2 separate regions of the Homo sapiens genome follow, and region 2 is linked to region 1. The links are chromatin loops, found by intact Hi-C in ENCODE. Cell type or tissue: K562. All regions are shown on one strand. Links, peaks and the distances in the headings refer to the core of each region. The heading gives the core; the rest is flanking DNA.

Region 1 (2,905 bases), core at 258-2,757:
AGTCACCAAAAGACAAATATGGTATAGTTCCACTTACATGAGGTATCTAGAATAGTCAAATTCATAGAAACAGTATGGTGTTGGCTGGGGGTGGAGGGAAGGGTAAATGGAGAAGTTTAATGGGATAGAGTTTCAGTTTTGTAAGATGCAAAAGTTCTGGAAATTAGTTGCACAACAATGTGAATATGCTTAACACCACTGAACTATACGCTTAAAACTACTTAATACACTTTCATACTGTAATACACTTAACATTACTGAACTATAAGCTTAAAAGTGAATTTTACCACCATTTTTTAAAAGTAAAAGTCCCAGGAAAGGGATCTTTTAGCCCAGCTTGAGTCTAGTGCTTATCCTGAGGCCCATCAGCCAGTCTGGAGATGGATTCCTGAAAGGACAGGACAGTTCCCATGGAAAGGATGGAGTGGAGGTGGAGTGATTCCCAGAGGAGAAGGGTGAGCGGGTTGGTAGGAGGGGAGGGCACCTGGGCAGACAAGCATTTGTGTCCACTGTGGAGTTGCTGTCTGCTAGTCAGTAAGACACTTGGTTTTCTAGCAGCAGGGCTGAGCTTAACTAAGTCCATATGCCTTCTGGGTGGTACTTGCCATTATCTTCATCATGAGATATCTGTAGTAGTCATTCCTTAGAAATTTATGGCCCAGTATGGTTTTAACAAAACTACATATCTTGTTAGTATTTGCCAAAAACATTTGAGGTCGTTTCTACAAATGAAGAAACAGACTCACAGTATTTCAGTGACTTAACACAGGGTTGGTGTTAGTTCAGTTGTAAGGGATTGAAAGCCAGTTTAAACTAATTTAGGTATAAAAGACGATTTGTTGGCTTATGGAATCTAAAAGTCAAACAACTGAGCTTCTCCTGAAAGGACAGGCAAGGTGCAGCTGGGCCTCAGGAACAATTGCTCCCAAGGACTCAGACACTACCAGCACTGCCTCATCTCTTCTCAGCGTGCCGATTTCACGTTTCTCTCCATGCAAACCAGCTTTCTTCACGTGGTCGTGGTCATTGGAAGCTGCCACACCTCACATCTTACAGCTTTTCTTCACTGAAAAGAAGTGGACCAAATCCCAAGTTTAAAAGCCCCAGGAAAAGACGCAATTGAGTAGAGCTGAATTCTGTTGTCTACCCTTGGATTAAGAAGGACAGCGTACCATCTAAGAACATGGCCCTCCCTGTAGAACAGTATGATAGAATGAAGCCAGGGAACACGAGAGTTTTCAGGAAGAGGGCAGGGATGGGATTGGTGCTGAGTAGACCAAATAATAGGTGTCCATAGCAGTGACACAGAGTAGGTGGCAGATGAGAGAACTCCAGGTCCTCTGACTACAACCCTGACTAGCGCACCGTAACTACCGAGTACTTCCCATGCAAAAGGAAGGCCCTATCTCTGCAAGAACCGTGCATGGTGCATTATCAAGTGTGAGGCTGGGGTCAGACTCTGAGTCACCAGAAGTGAAGTGACAAATGACCTGAAAGCAAGGCATAAAGGAAAACCATTTAAGTCTGTGCCTTCTGCCTGAGCCTCCTTGTTAATATGAAGGGGATCGAGGTATAAAGACTTTTTATATTTTTGAGACAGGGTCTCACTCTGTCACCCAGGTTGGAGTGCAGTGGCACTCCTGGGCGCAGGTGATCCTCCCATCTTAGCCTAGGGAGGTTGGGACCACAGGCACCTGCCACCATGCCCAGGTAATTTTGTTTTTTTGTAGAAATGAGGTTTTGCCATGTTGCCCAGGCTGGTCTTGACCTCCTGGTCTCAAGCGATGCTCCCGTCTTGACCTCCCAAAGTGCTGGGATTATAGGTGTGAGCCACTGTGTCCGGCTCCAAGGTATAAAGACTTACATAGAAGTTATTTGTGGATTCAAAAATGTCTCTGTGTCTTGCTGGATCTGCATAATGAAGTCAAGTTGCTTGGAGACTGGTGGGTTCCTGATGGCAGACAAAAGTGTCAGCTTACTCTCTCTGAACTTTGGCAGTCAGACTCTTCAAGTGCTTTTTAGAAACTACCTTCTTTTTTTTTTTTTTTTTTTTTTTTTGAGATGGACTCTCTCTGTCGCCCAGGCTGGAGTGCAATGGCGCGATCTCGGTTCACTGCAACCTCCGGCTAATTTTTGTACTTTTAGTAGAGATGGGGTTTCGCCATGTTGGCCAGGCTGGTTTCGAACTCCTGAAATCTCAGGTGATCCACCCGTCTTGGCCTCCCAAAATGCTGGGATTATAGGCGTGAGCCACCGTGCCCGGCAAAACTACCTTCTTACTACATTCGTGGCTTTCTGTTGTTTTAAATATCAGCATGTAAAGGGTGCAGAGAATTCGGTGATCATGTTTCAGTTGTTTTCAAACTTGTTTTTAGCTGTGGATCCTTTTTTTTTTTTCCTTCTCCCAAGTCATACATGAATTGCAATATATAATATATACTGAACTAGACTGGCTTCAGGTCTGGGTAGGGTGCACAGTCTTCTGGTCCCTCTGATTTAGTGCCCACCCCCTTCCCCGCCCCCCGGCTGTGGGACACACTTTGAAAATCTCTGATCCAGATTAGCCACATAATTGAGCAGACAGAGAAAGTGAGTCCCAGAGAGGTTAAGTAAGTCACCAACAGCAACACAAAGAGTTAGTAAGTAGCAGAGCTATGCCTGGAACCCTGGTCTCCTGGTTTAGCAGTAGTGTTCTTTTTACTGGATTATGCCACTTCTAGTTATTTTGAATTAAAAAGTAGTTGTATTTTTCATCAGGTACGTGGTAAGTTGAACCAGTTCTGGACTAATATGAAGGCAAGTAGAGGACTTTAGGAGTCAAACAGCTTTATAATTAGGAATACCTATTAATTCAACAGACTTAAATGAGTGCTTATCATTCACTATTCTAGGTGCTAGAGATATA
Region 2 (2,905 bases), core at 1-2,500, 64 kb before region 1:
GCTAAAGCTGTAGGGTCTATGTTTGTGTTTCTCATGGGATGTGTTTCTTCTCTTGATCTCTTTTCTCGGACAGAGAATGAAGAAATTGATGTTGTGACAGTAGAGAAGAGGCAGTCTCTGGGTATTCGGAAGCCGGTCACCATCACGGTGCGAGCAGACCCCCTGGATCCCTGCATGAAGCATTTCCACATCTCCATCCATCAGCAACAGCACAACTATGCTGCCCGTTTTCCTCCAGAAAGCTGCTCCCAAGAAGAGGCTTCAGAGAGGGGTCCCCAAGAAGAGGTTCTGGAGAGAGATGCTGCAGGGGAAAAGGAAGATGAGGAGGATGAAGAGATTGTGAGTCCCCCACCTGTAGAAAGTGAGGCTGCCCAGTCCTGCCACCCCAAACCTGTCAGTTCTGATACTGAGGATGTGACCAAGAGGAAGAATCACAACTTCCTGGAGCGCAAGAGGCGGAATGACCTGCGTTCGCGATTCTTGGCGCTGAGGGACCAGGTGCCCACCCTGGCCAGCTGCTCCAAGGCCCCCAAAGTAGTGATCCTAAGCAAGGCCTTGGAATACTTGCAAGCCCTGGTGGGGGCTGAGAAGAGGATGGCTACAGAGAAAAGACAGCTCCGATGCCGGCAGCAGCAGTTGCAGAAAAGAATTGCATACCTCACTGGCTACTAACTGACCAAAAAGCCTGACAGTTCTGTCTTACGAAGACACAAGTTTATTTTTTAACCTCCCTCTCCCCTTTAGTAATTTGCACATTTTGGTTATGGTGGGACAGTCTGGACAGTAGATCCCAGAATGCATTGCAGCCGGTGCACACACAATAAAGGCTTGCATTCTTGGAAACCTTGAAACCCAGCTCTCCCTCTTCCCTGACTCATGGGAGTGCTGTATGTTCTCTGGCGCCTTTGGCTTCCCAGCAGGCAGCTGACTGAGGAGCCTTGGGGTCTGCCTAGCTCACTAGCTCTGAAGAAAAGGCTGACAGATGCTATGCAACAGGTGGTGGATGTTGTCAGGGGCTCCAGCCTGCATGAAATCTCACACTCTGCATGAGCTTTAGGCTAGGAAAGGATGCTCCCAACTGGTGTCTCTGGGGTGATGCAAGGACAGCTGGGCCTGGATGCTCTCCCTGAGGCTCCTTTTTCCAGAAGACACACGAGCTGTCTTGGGTGAAGACAAGCTTGCAGACTTGATCAACATTGACCATTACCTCACTGTCAGACACTTTACAGTAGCCAAGGAGTTGGAAACCTTTATATATTATGATGTTAGCTGACCCCCTTCCTCCCACTCCCAATGCTGCGACCCTGGGAACACTTAAAAAGCTTGGCCTCTAGATTCTTTGTCTCAGAGCCCTCTGGGCTCTCTCCTCTGAGGGAGGGACCTTTCTTTCCTCACAAGGGACTTTTTTGTTCCATTATGCCTTGTTATGCAATGGGCTCTACAGCACCCTTTCCCACAGGTCAGAAATATTTCCCCAAGACACAGGGAAATCGGTCCTAGCCTGGGGCCTGGGGATAGCTTGGAGTCCTGGCCCATGAACTTGATCCCTGCCCAGGTGTTTTCCGAGGGGCACTTGAGGCCCAGTCTTTTCTCAAGGCAGGTGTAAGACACCTCAGAGGGAGAACTGTACTGCTGCCTCTTTCCCACCTGCCTCATCTCAATCCTTGAGCGGCAAGTTTGAAGTTCTTCTGGAACCATGCAAATCTGTCCTCCTCATGCAATTCCAAGGAGCTTGCTGGCTCTGCAGCCACCCTTGGGCCCCTTCCAGCCTGCCATGAATCAGATATCTTTCCCAGAATCTGGGCGTTTCTGAAGTTTTGGGGAGAGCTGTTGGGACTCATCCAGTGCTCCAGAAGGTGGACTTGCTTCTGGTGGGTTTTAAAGGAGCCTCCAGGAGATATGCTTAGCCAACCATGATGGATTTTACCCCAGCTGGACTCGGCAGCTCCAAGTGGAATCCACGTGCAGCTTCTAGTCTGGGAAAGTCACCCAACCTAGCAGTTGTCATGTGGGTAACCTCAGGCACCTCTAAGCCTGTCCTGGAAGAAGGACCAGCAGCCCCTCCAGAACTCTGCCCAGGACAGCAGGTGCCTGCTGGCTCTGGGTTTGGAAGTTGGGGTGGGTAGGGGGTGGTAAGTACTATATATGGCTCTGGAAAACCAGCTGCTACTTCCAAATCTATTGTCCATAATGGTTTCTTTCTGAGGTTGCTTCTTGGCCTCAGAGGACCCCAGGGGATGTTTGGAAATAGCCTCTCTACCCTTCTGGAGCATGGTTTACAAAAGCCAGCTGACTTCTGGAATTGTCTATGGAGGACAGTTTGGGTGTAGGTTACTGATGTCTCAACTGAATAGCTTGTGTTTTATAAGCTGCTGTTGGCTATTATGCTGGGGGAGTCTTTTTTTTTTATATTGTATTTTTGTATGCCTTTTGCAAAGTGGTGTTAACTGTTTTTGTACAAGGAAAAAAACTCTTGGGGCAATTTCCTGTTGCAAGGGTCTGATTTATTTTGAAAGGCAAGTTCACCTGAAATTTTGTATTTAGTTGTGATTACTGATTGCCTGATTTTAAAATGTTGCCTTCTGGGACATCTTCTAATAAAAGATTTCTCAAACATGTCAGAGTGGGGGCAGCTTATGCCACCTGAGTCCTCCTCAACCACGGAAAACTATTTCAGGGTAGCCACAAGTGATCCAGAGGGCTGCACTTCTCTAACCATGTTGCTAACCTGGTCATTCCACTCTGGGTTCCTGAAATGCCATTTCAGACATGTTGAAACAATGTAGGCTCAGTACTCAGTGAACACGGAATTCTCTTGTGAATTGCAAAGAGTGCTGAATTTGTACTTTAGAAGGCTTGAAATCCTGGCTCCACCACTTCTGCAGCCTTTAGTTTCATCTTTCTG

Evidence for each region. Hi-C counts contacts between places; a loop is a spot of excess contacts. Peaks named below come from ENCODE experiments on the same cell type or tissue, not always from the same donor. Only the 100,000 strongest peaks of a DNase experiment are listed, where the experiment ranks them.
Region 2: a loop joins it to region 1, with 2.3 times the contacts of the local background. A loop is called at or near these places in 26 of 110 quality-filtered maps.

Annotation. Positions count from the first base shown.
Region 1 is chr1:39,831,017-39,833,921 of GRCh38, reverse strand. It overlaps LOC105378667 (a long non-coding RNA gene), which reads right to left. Exons shown (of 4, transcript XR_947221.3): 3 at 1,865-1,951. Among named protein-coding and RNA genes, the nearest start is that of LINC02811, 15 kb to the right of the region's middle. In K562, for the core only: no CTCF peak of the experiment used is centred there; a DNase peak (open chromatin) is centred at 1,411.
Region 2 is chr1:39,895,139-39,898,043 of GRCh38, reverse strand. It overlaps MYCL (MYCL proto-oncogene, bHLH transcription factor), which reads left to right. Exons shown (of 2, transcript NM_001033081.3): 2 at 74-2,616. The coding sequence ends at 672. MYCL-AS1 (MYCL antisense RNA 1) reads right to left here. Exons shown (of 3, transcript NR_183425.1): 2 at 1-301. Among named protein-coding and RNA genes, the nearest start is that of MYCL, 5.3 kb to the left of the region's middle. In K562, for the core only: a CTCF peak has its summit at 1,078; no DNase peak of the experiment used is centred there.